Linked DNA regions of Homo sapiens: regions 1 and 2 are each linked to region 3. A link is a contact called in ENCODE Hi-C or POLR2A ChIA-PET data. All regions are on one chromosome and are shown on one strand. Each heading gives the region's core, a stretch centred on a gene start or an enhancer-like site at or near the end of the contact. The rest is flanking DNA. Distances are from core to core; before and after follow the strand shown. Region 1 holds the start of GUCD1 (guanylyl cyclase domain containing 1). Region 2 holds the start of AP1B1 (adaptor related protein complex 1 subunit beta 1). Region 3 holds the start of MIATNB (MIAT neighbor).

What was found. A loop is a pair of places that touch in the nucleus more often than their neighbours do. ChIA-PET counts read pairs that join two places held with the same protein, here RNA polymerase II (POLR2A). Pooled maps may share reads with other maps.
Region 1: a pooled map shows a loop between it and region 3 (24-fold over the local background). The contact joins the promoter of GUCD1 here to the promoter of MIATNB in region 3. A Hi-C loop is called at or near these places in 1 of 168 maps with a recorded cell type or tissue (CD8-positive, alpha-beta T cell), 1 of 37 single-sample maps with no recorded cell type and 10 of 50 pooled maps. POLR2A ChIA-PET finds 5 or more read pairs at or near these places in 2 of 52 experiments (A673 and activated CD4-positive, alpha-beta T cell).
Region 2: a map of CD4-positive, alpha-beta T cell shows a loop between it and region 3 (11-fold over the local background). The contact joins the promoter of AP1B1 here to the promoter of MIATNB in region 3. A Hi-C loop is called at or near these places in 1 of 168 maps with a recorded cell type or tissue (CD4-positive, alpha-beta T cell) and 7 of 50 pooled maps. POLR2A ChIA-PET finds 5 or more read pairs at or near these places in 1 of 52 experiments (activated B cell).

Annotation. Positions count from the first base shown.
Region 1 is chr22:24,553,776-24,556,475 of GRCh38, forward strand. GUCD1 (guanylyl cyclase domain containing 1) reads right to left here and starts at 1,363. Exons shown (of 6, transcript NM_001284254.2): 1 at 1,174-1,363. The coding sequence starts at 1,216. It overlaps SNRPD3 (small nuclear ribonucleoprotein D3 polypeptide), which reads left to right and starts at 2,224. Exons shown (of 4, transcript NM_004175.5): 1 at 2,224-2,296. RefSeq lists a silencer at 1,112-1,471 and an enhancer at 1,932-2,031.
Region 2 is chr22:29,387,160-29,389,859 of GRCh38, forward strand. It overlaps AP1B1 (adaptor related protein complex 1 subunit beta 1), which reads right to left and starts at 1,411. Exons shown (of 23, transcript NM_001127.4): 1 at 1,265-1,411. It also overlaps a transcript of RFPL1 not described here.
Region 3 is chr22:26,671,393-26,674,092 of GRCh38, forward strand. It overlaps MIATNB (MIAT neighbor), which reads left to right and starts at 1,451. Exons shown (of 6, transcript NR_110543.1): 1 at 1,451-1,595. MIAT (myocardial infarction associated transcript) reads left to right here. Exons shown (of 5, transcript NR_033320.3): 5 at 1-2,700.

The DNA.
Region 1 (2,700 bases), core at 113-2,612, 2.1 Mb before region 3:
TCCTTGATCCTGAGGCCTGGCAGGCCCCACAGGGCCATCTCCAGCCTCGGCAAGGGCGGATCGGACCTAGAGGTGCTCATGTTGGGGGTGATAAGGTTAGGCGAGGCCTTGGCATCTGTCCCCATAACAGCTTTAGCCTTCTAAACACAAAGCCACAGCCAGACGTTGCTGCCTGGAGCCAAAGGGCTGCCTGGAAGGCCCTGGCCTGAGCTCAGTTAGTGGCTGTCACTAAGGAAGGCAAGCAGTGCACTAGCCTTTAATACTTAACCCATCTCAGACTCAGTCTGCTCAGCTGCAAAAGTGCAAATCACAGTGGGCACCTACTTCACTGGTTCGTTATGAGGATTAATGAGGCACTGCATGTAAACAACTGCACGCAGCGCGCGCCTGCCTCATAGAACACTCCCTGTGAATGTAAGCCATTCCTCCTCTGAGGCTCAGGAAAGGCAAGTATCTTGTCTCAGACCACAGGGCTAGACAACTGGAGGAGGAGGGTTGTAAATCCCCCACCAACTCCACACAGCAGACACAAAAGGGAACACTCCCTGGGAGTGACACCTGAAGGTCAGGGTCCCACATGCTGTTGACCTCTTCCACAGTTGGCACTTCACTTCAGAGTTTACTAGCTAGAACTCCGTTTGTCATCAACCCCGCGCCTTCAGCAGGACAGGAATCACGTCTTCCCCCTCCCCTACGTCTTGGGCAAGCAAACTAACGGCCAAGACATTGAATACCAGTCCGGGTCTCCGCCCCAAAGGGGCTCAGGCTACCGCGTGGCAGAGAGAACGAAAGTGAAGAACAAGAGCAAGACAAAACGCCGAGTCTCGGAGGCCAGGGCACTGGCCCTTCCATTGCTCGGTGCTCTCGGCCAGTTTCCTGCCCTTCCCAGCCTCAGTCCTCCACGGTTTCCCAAGGCATGGGAGCTCCCAAGGCGGCTCCAGCAGGACTTTTCGCTTCTGGGGAAGGTGGTGCCCCTGCTACCCGGACCTTCCCACCATGCTGACAAGGGTCGCAATCCTGCGAGTGTCAGGAAACCCCCACTGACTGGAACCAGGCGGGTGTGGGGGCGAGGCGGGAGTCGGCCCAAGGTCGCGCGACTGGACCCTGCCCCGCGCTAGGGAGGGGTCCCTTTCGTTCCTAGGGTGAAGACTGGGCCCACAGAGAGGCACTGACCGGGCTCGAGCGGCGGCCCCGCTGCCTCCGCCTCCGTCCTCATGACCCGGGCGGCGCGGGGCGCCCATGGCCCCGGCCCAGAGCGGGCTACAGCTTCCGCTTCGGCTGGGGCGGGAGGGCGGTCGGTGCGTGTCGAGTTCCTTCTCCGCCACCGCCGCCGCTGCGGAGGAGAGAACGGGAGGCGGCGGCTGGGCCGCCCCAAGCGCCGCCCCAGCCCTTCCAGGTCTCGAATCTGGAGGCCCCGCCCCCTCCTTAGGCCCCGCCCCAAACTTTGATCTTAGAGGTCCCCAGCCTCTTGATTTAAGTCTGCTCCGGCCATTCGCCGCCTCAGCGTTGAGTGGCCCCACCCTCTCGCCCAATCCTCGCGCAGACGCGCAGCTCACCAGGACGCGGGCCCCGGAAGCCCCGCCCCTTTCTTTGAGCCCCGCCCCAAAGCTCGTGCATTTCCTGAATAGAGGCTCGTCCCTTCGGCAAGCCCCGCCTCTGCCGGGTCCCGCTCTTTTGCCAGTCCTAGGTGTAAGCCCTGATCCCGCCCAGTGCATCCCCGAGGCCCCAAGCAACTCTCCTCCAACTGTCTTTAGGGATAACCCTGAGCGGGCAGCCGCTCTACTCTATACCTAACTTTATCCGTACCAGATACCTAGCCTCACTCAGGGCCCCCCTTACCTGGCGGTGCCGGGATCAACAAATGAAATTGTGACGGGAAGTCCTGGCCCTTGGCCCAACCTCCTGCTGTCCCCGGTCTGAGGGCCCAAGCCCCGCGTCTCCGCCTTGCCGTCCAGCCTGTCCTTGGTGTGGGGTGCTTGGAAGTGTGAGCACCCTCTCTGGCTCTTTGCCGGCCCCAAGGGTCGTTGCGGCGGCCCCCGGGCCCAGTCATCAGCCCTCTTTTCCGGTGCCGGAACTATCGTACTGGTGCCCTAGTTTCCCAGCCGGCAGGCGGAGTGAGGAGGAAGCGGAGGCGAGACCGCGCTCAACACTGGGGAAAGGAAGGAGGCGGGCCCTGCGCGCAGCATTTTGGGAAAGAGTGGAATTCTGGGTGTTAGGCCCGCCATTCGCTTGACTCACGCCTTCGCCGTAGCATCTTTCGCAGCGGACCGAAGAGAAGAAAAGTAGGCCAGAGCCGGTGAGGCTGGGGACGGGCGAGGGGAGGTCGAGGCGCCTGTGAGGGGCCAGGGGCTGGAGAAAGACTTGCTGCATGGAACTCTGCGGGGCTCGGGGAGGGAAGAAAGCGGGAAGCTTGGGCCACCCAAACATCAGCGTCGCCTCACTAGCTCCTGGAAGTAAGTTCATTAGCTTTCCCCTCAACGTGCATGCTTCTCACATTCTGTATCTCTCCAGGTGAGTGTTTTTCAAAGCTTCCAGGCAGTAATCTCGAAGTCATTTCTGATTGACTATCTCCTTCCCCCAAATCCTATGAGTTTTTTTTTGTTTTTTTTTTTTTAAGTAGAGACGGGGTTTCACCATGTTGCCCTGGCTGGTCTCGAACTCCTGGGCTCAAGGGATCCACCGGCCTCGGCCTTCCAAAGT
Region 2 (2,700 bases), core at 161-2,660, 2.7 Mb after region 3:
CTGAAAGGTATCACTAATAGCAACAGCCTGTAGGATTGTTTTATCCTAAAGAAAGTAAGTCGAATGCCCCTTATGAAGATCAGACAAAAAGCAATAAGGCTACATCGTGACATAAATCCAAATAAATACAACGGCAGCTAAAAATCTTTTTTTTTTTTTTTTTTTTGAGACGGAGTCTCACTCCGTGGCCCAGGCTGGAGTGCAGTCGCACGATCTCGGCTCACTGCAACCTCCACCTCCTGGGTTCAAGCGATTCTCCTGCCTCAGCCTCCCAAGTAGCTGGGATTACAGGCGTACGCCACCATGTCTGGCTAATTTTTGTATTTTTATTGGAGACAGGGTTTCACCATGTTGGTCAGGCTGGTCTTGAACTCCTGACCTCACGATCCACCCGCCTCAGCTTCCCAAAGTGCTGGGATTACAGGCGTGAGCCACCATGTCTGGCTAAAAGTCTTAAATATCCCCTACACCCCAACCTTAACTCCAGTCTTTCCTTTGTCTCTGTACTTTGCAGGTCTCTGACAGCCTGGCAGAAAACCTGGCCTTGCCTCTACTACCCGAATGACCTTACATGTGGGATTTAACCTCTCTGTGCCTCAGGGTCCTCATCGATAAAATAGGGATATTTAATCCCCACAAAGGTTGCTGTGAAGTTTAAATGTGTCATTGTAAGGAAAGTGCTTAGCACAGTGCCCGGTACACAGAAGGGACTCGATAGCCACTAGCAAGCATCTCCCTCGTTATTTTGCAGCATTATCACCGGTGTCTCCATTCAGTTAACTTGTCTTAGAGGCTCCAACAAACAAGACCAAGCCAGTGCCTAGCCGGAGGCGGGCGGCACGGGACCGTTTTCTAGTTTTTTTTTCTTTCTTCTTTTTCAACCTTGGCAAAGAGATAACGCCCTGAACAACGAGGAGGCCTCAGGATGGCCATGGAGGTGAGTCCGAAAGAGGAAATCAGAGCCCGAAGAGTTTTCCCTCAGGCCAGTGGGGAATTCCTCGGGGCCTAAGTCCTGTCTCTCCGGGCGGAAGCCCCAGGAGGTGCTGCGGGTATGGGGCGGCCGAGGAACAGGCCGGCGGCCAAGTGGGCGCGAATGAATGAACGAACCCTCAGCCCTTCCTCCTCCTCTGGCTGGGGACGTCGCTCGCGCCCCTGCAGCGCCGCGTCCTCTTCATGACCTCTGACCCCGCAAACCCCTCACCTAGGACCCCTGACCCCTCGCCCCACTTCTTCTCCTGGCTCGCCCGGGTCCCCGCTTCCTCACCCGCAGGTCCCAATAGCTCCCGGCGCCCCGGCTCGGTTCGGCTTGGCACCAAAATGTCCGCGGCCTCCACCTCTCGCTCTCCCGGTGCGTCCGGGCTGCCGGCGGCTCGGAGCCCCGCGGCTGTCACCTGCCGGGCGGAAGTGAGCTGCCCGCGCGCGGGTACTTCCGGTGGACGCAAGGCCTGAAGGCGGGGTCAAGGGTACAACCCTGGCGGGGGTGGTGCCCGTGGGGCGGGGCAAGAAAAGGGGAAGAGCCCAACGGTATTAACCCCTCGGCAGCCGCGGCGCTGCTATGCTGCAGTCTCCCGCAGAGCCCTTGGGAAACCATCCCGCTAGCCAATTCAGCGTGAGGGGGCCGGGCAAGGTCGTAGGGAGTTTGAAGTCCATCTTCTGTGTAAAGACGGCAAATCTGAGGTTCTAAGAGGGGCAGGGTTTTGCTCAAGGTCACTCATTTTTTGTTTGTTTGTTTGAAATAGGGTCTTGCTCTGTTGCTCAAGCTAGAGTGCAGTGGCTCGAAGATCTGGGCTCACTGCACCCTCCGCCTCCCAGGCTCAGGTGATCCTCTCACCTCAGCCTCCCAAGCAGCTGGGACCACAGGTGCGCAGCACTACGCCCGGCTAATTACTTATTATTTACTTATTTATTTTTTGTAGAGAGAGTCTCACTTTATTGCTCAGGCTGGTCTCGAAATCATGGACCCGAGAGATCCTCCCGCCTCGGCTTCCCAAAGTGCTGGGATTACAGAGGGGTCTCTCTCTGTCCAAACTAGGTTTACAGCTCTAGTTTGGACCCCTCCATTCTTAAGATGAGTGACCTTGAGCCAGACACAGTGGCTCATACCTGTAGTCCCAGCTACTCGGGAGCCTGAGGCAGGAGAATAGCTTGAGCCCAGGAGGTTGAGGTTACAGTGAGCTATAATTGCAGCACTGCACTCCAGCCTGGGCGACAGATCCAGACCCTGTCTCAAAAAAAGAAAAAAAATGGCCGGGCATGGTGGCTCACACCTGTAATCCCAGCACTTTGGGAGGCCGAGGCGGGCGGATCACAAGGCCAGGAGATCGAGACCATCCTGGTTAACATGGTGAAACCCCGTCTCTACTAAAAACACAAAATATTAGCCGGGTGTGGTGGCAGGCGCCTGTAGTCCCAGCTACTCAGGAGGCTGAGGCAGGAGAATGGCGTGAACCCGGGAGGCAGAGCTTGCAGTGAGCCGACATCACACCACTGCACTCCAGCCTGGGCGACAGAGCAAGACTCCGTCTCAAAAAAAAAAAAAAAGAAAAAAGAAAAAAACCATCTGCAATCCCACTGACCTAAGACAATCACTTTTAATATTTTGGTGAATATTCTTCCAAACTTGATAGATCATTTGTTTTTTTTTGTTTGTTTGTTTTGAGACAGGGTCTCGCTCTGTTGCCCGGACTGGAGTGCAGTGTC
Region 3 (2,700 bases), core at 201-2,700:
GGCAGTGTTGCATGGTGTGATTAACCTACTAACCCAGGGCTCAGCCGGGACGCTGTGGCGTGTGACGAGGTGCCTGGCCTTCTGCCAACCAACTAACCCACTAACCAGGCCCGAGCATGCCCTACTAACCACCCCCCCGCAGCCAGATCCTACTAACTGTGCAGCTCATGGGCCTTTCAAGGGGCTGGGATATGGGGGCAGCCAAGGCTCCAGAAGGCTCTGCCTATGGGCTGGGATCTTTGTGCAGACCCACGTTCCAGGACAGAGAATGCAAATAAGACTCACCAACTCTGCCACTTCCTGTTGAGTGAGTTTGAGTAAGTCACCTCACTTCTCTCAACCTCAGTTTCCTCAGTGGTAGAATGCGAGTTCTGATACCTTACAGGTTGCAGTGAGGATTCCCGTCAATATAAGGGTCTCAGCACATGGCAGACACCTAAAAAAAAAAAAAGTATGAGGATGGAGGAAGGCCCCTCAAACCTGGTTGAACACGTCTGCTGCCTAGGCCCTGGCCTCTCTGGGTGTTCTGCACACAGATCCTTCTGCCTGGGGCAAGACACTTGGCTTTGAATCCATGTCACTTCCCCACATTCTTCCTCCGTCTCAGCTTTCTTTTCTGTAGGCAGCTCTTTTGTTCGATTACTAACCCGTCTAACCCCTGGGGTGCCTCAACTGCACCCCGATCATCCCTTAACAAACTAACGGACCTGCGTGCGTTCTTCCTTTTCTCTTAGCGACTCCTGTGTGTGTCTGCTGAGGTGCCCTGTCCGCTGGTGCTGTGCTCTGACTTACTAACCCAGCCCCTACTAACCCTGTTTTCTCTTCTTACTAACCCCAGCCCTGCCGAGCTCTGGGCTCCCCCCGGGGGCTGGTCCCCCTCCTTTTGGCAAGCAGATGACCTGGGGCTACTGGCCCTGTAGACAGATGTCCCACTTTGCTGCCCCATATTGGCTGTAAGATCAGAGTCCACTGGGCCAGGTCTAAGGCAGGGGATGGCCCTATTAACAAGACTCAGAGGAGGAAGAGGTGGTCCTGTGGATGTGGGAGGCTGGACTCTGAGTATGACATCTCTCCTATGTGCAGAAGTCTGGTTGCCACTGGGAGTAGGTGGGACCAGGGAAATCTCTGGGACGTGAGTGTGGAGGCCTGTTGGTCTAGACTCTAGACTGTGGAGCTCTGAGCTTTTGTGTCCTCTGGAAGGAAGCTGGGGAAGAATCCTCTCCATTGTTAAGTGACGGGGATAGAAGCTGTCCTGCACAGGAAGTCACGAGGGGGGCGTATCCCACGAGGAAGGCAGGAGGGGGCGTGCCCCTCACCGGAAATTAGCAGAGGGGCGTGTCCCACACCGGAAGTCAGAAAGCGGAGCCTTTCTTACACCGGAAGTCAATGAAGCGGGTCTTTCCTACGCTAAAAACCACTGAGTGGAGTATTTAGTACACAGGAAGTCGGCCAGAGAAACATTTCTCATATTTGAAGGCCGGAAAGAGGGACATTTCTGACACCGGAAGTCAGTGAGAGGACTCTTTCCCACACAGGAAGTCAGCTAGAGAGCCGTCTCCCCTCTCTGGAGCCGAGAGAGGCCGGTTTCCCCCACCGTAAGTAGACGTGGGGCCGTGACCGGAAGTCCTTGGGAAAGATCCGTCCCATTCCCGGAAGCTAGAGGGCGTTAGTTGTCGGGTTGAAAAGGGGTGTGGGGAGGGGAAGCAGCTTTACCCCGGGCTCGGAGTTTGCAGGAGAGAGAAGTGGGGAGCAAGAAGTGAACCTCAGGGGCTCACAGGGTTCCCGCAGATGCTCAGGCCGGCCAGGAATGCATCTCTGGCTCTCTGTTCCCACGGACGTCACTGCCTCAGCCAGCCTCCCCCAGAGCCCGCCAGCCGCTAAGCCGGGGCCACACCTGGGGGTGATTTCATGCCTCACCTCCAGTAGGCACCTTGGTTTCTTTGGGCTAATCTCTGGCTCCCTTGCGCTAACTCTTGCTCTCACCCAGCTAATCCCTGCCTCACCCTGACTGCCCCAGGGGCTGACCACTAACAACCAACCTGGCCCTGTCTGGGGGTTCCAGGCTCCTGGCCTGGCCCTGACCGGTTCTTAATTAACCTTTCCTTCACCTTGACTAACTCCTGCCTTCCTGGTCTGTTCCTTTCAGCAGAAACTAATGGTTTGTGGATTTTTTTCTGACTAACAACAGGTCTAACATTCCTCGTTACTGTTAACAGCTTGGATGTCGGCATGGCTGGGAAGGGGCTAACACAGCTTTGAACTTGGCTAACACAGGTTTGAACTTGGCTAACACAGGTTTGAACTTGACTAACACAGGGAAAAGCATAGCTAACAATTTTGGGCGTGGTGGCTGCTCTGAGTCAGAACAATCAGAAGTCGGTAAAGATGGTAGTTTTCTAAAGGAGGTGCCAGGGCTCTGGTGTGGACCAGGCCTGATGGAGCAGTGGTACCCACCAAGGTGGGGTCAGAAGTATAGCCAGTCTTGCAAGGTTTTGGCCATTGGGCATATCTTCACTCCTCATAGTCTGCATTTGGTTTCAGTTCTTAAAAAAATATAGCCTTATAGCTACAGTAGTTTGCACAAGTAGATGCAGCTCTTATAAACCTTAAAATACCTGTCTGGTGTCTACAGAGCATATGCCATTTTGTATAGAGTCACCCTTCCCCAGGCCAGGGCCTAGAGTCTTCATTTTGGGGACT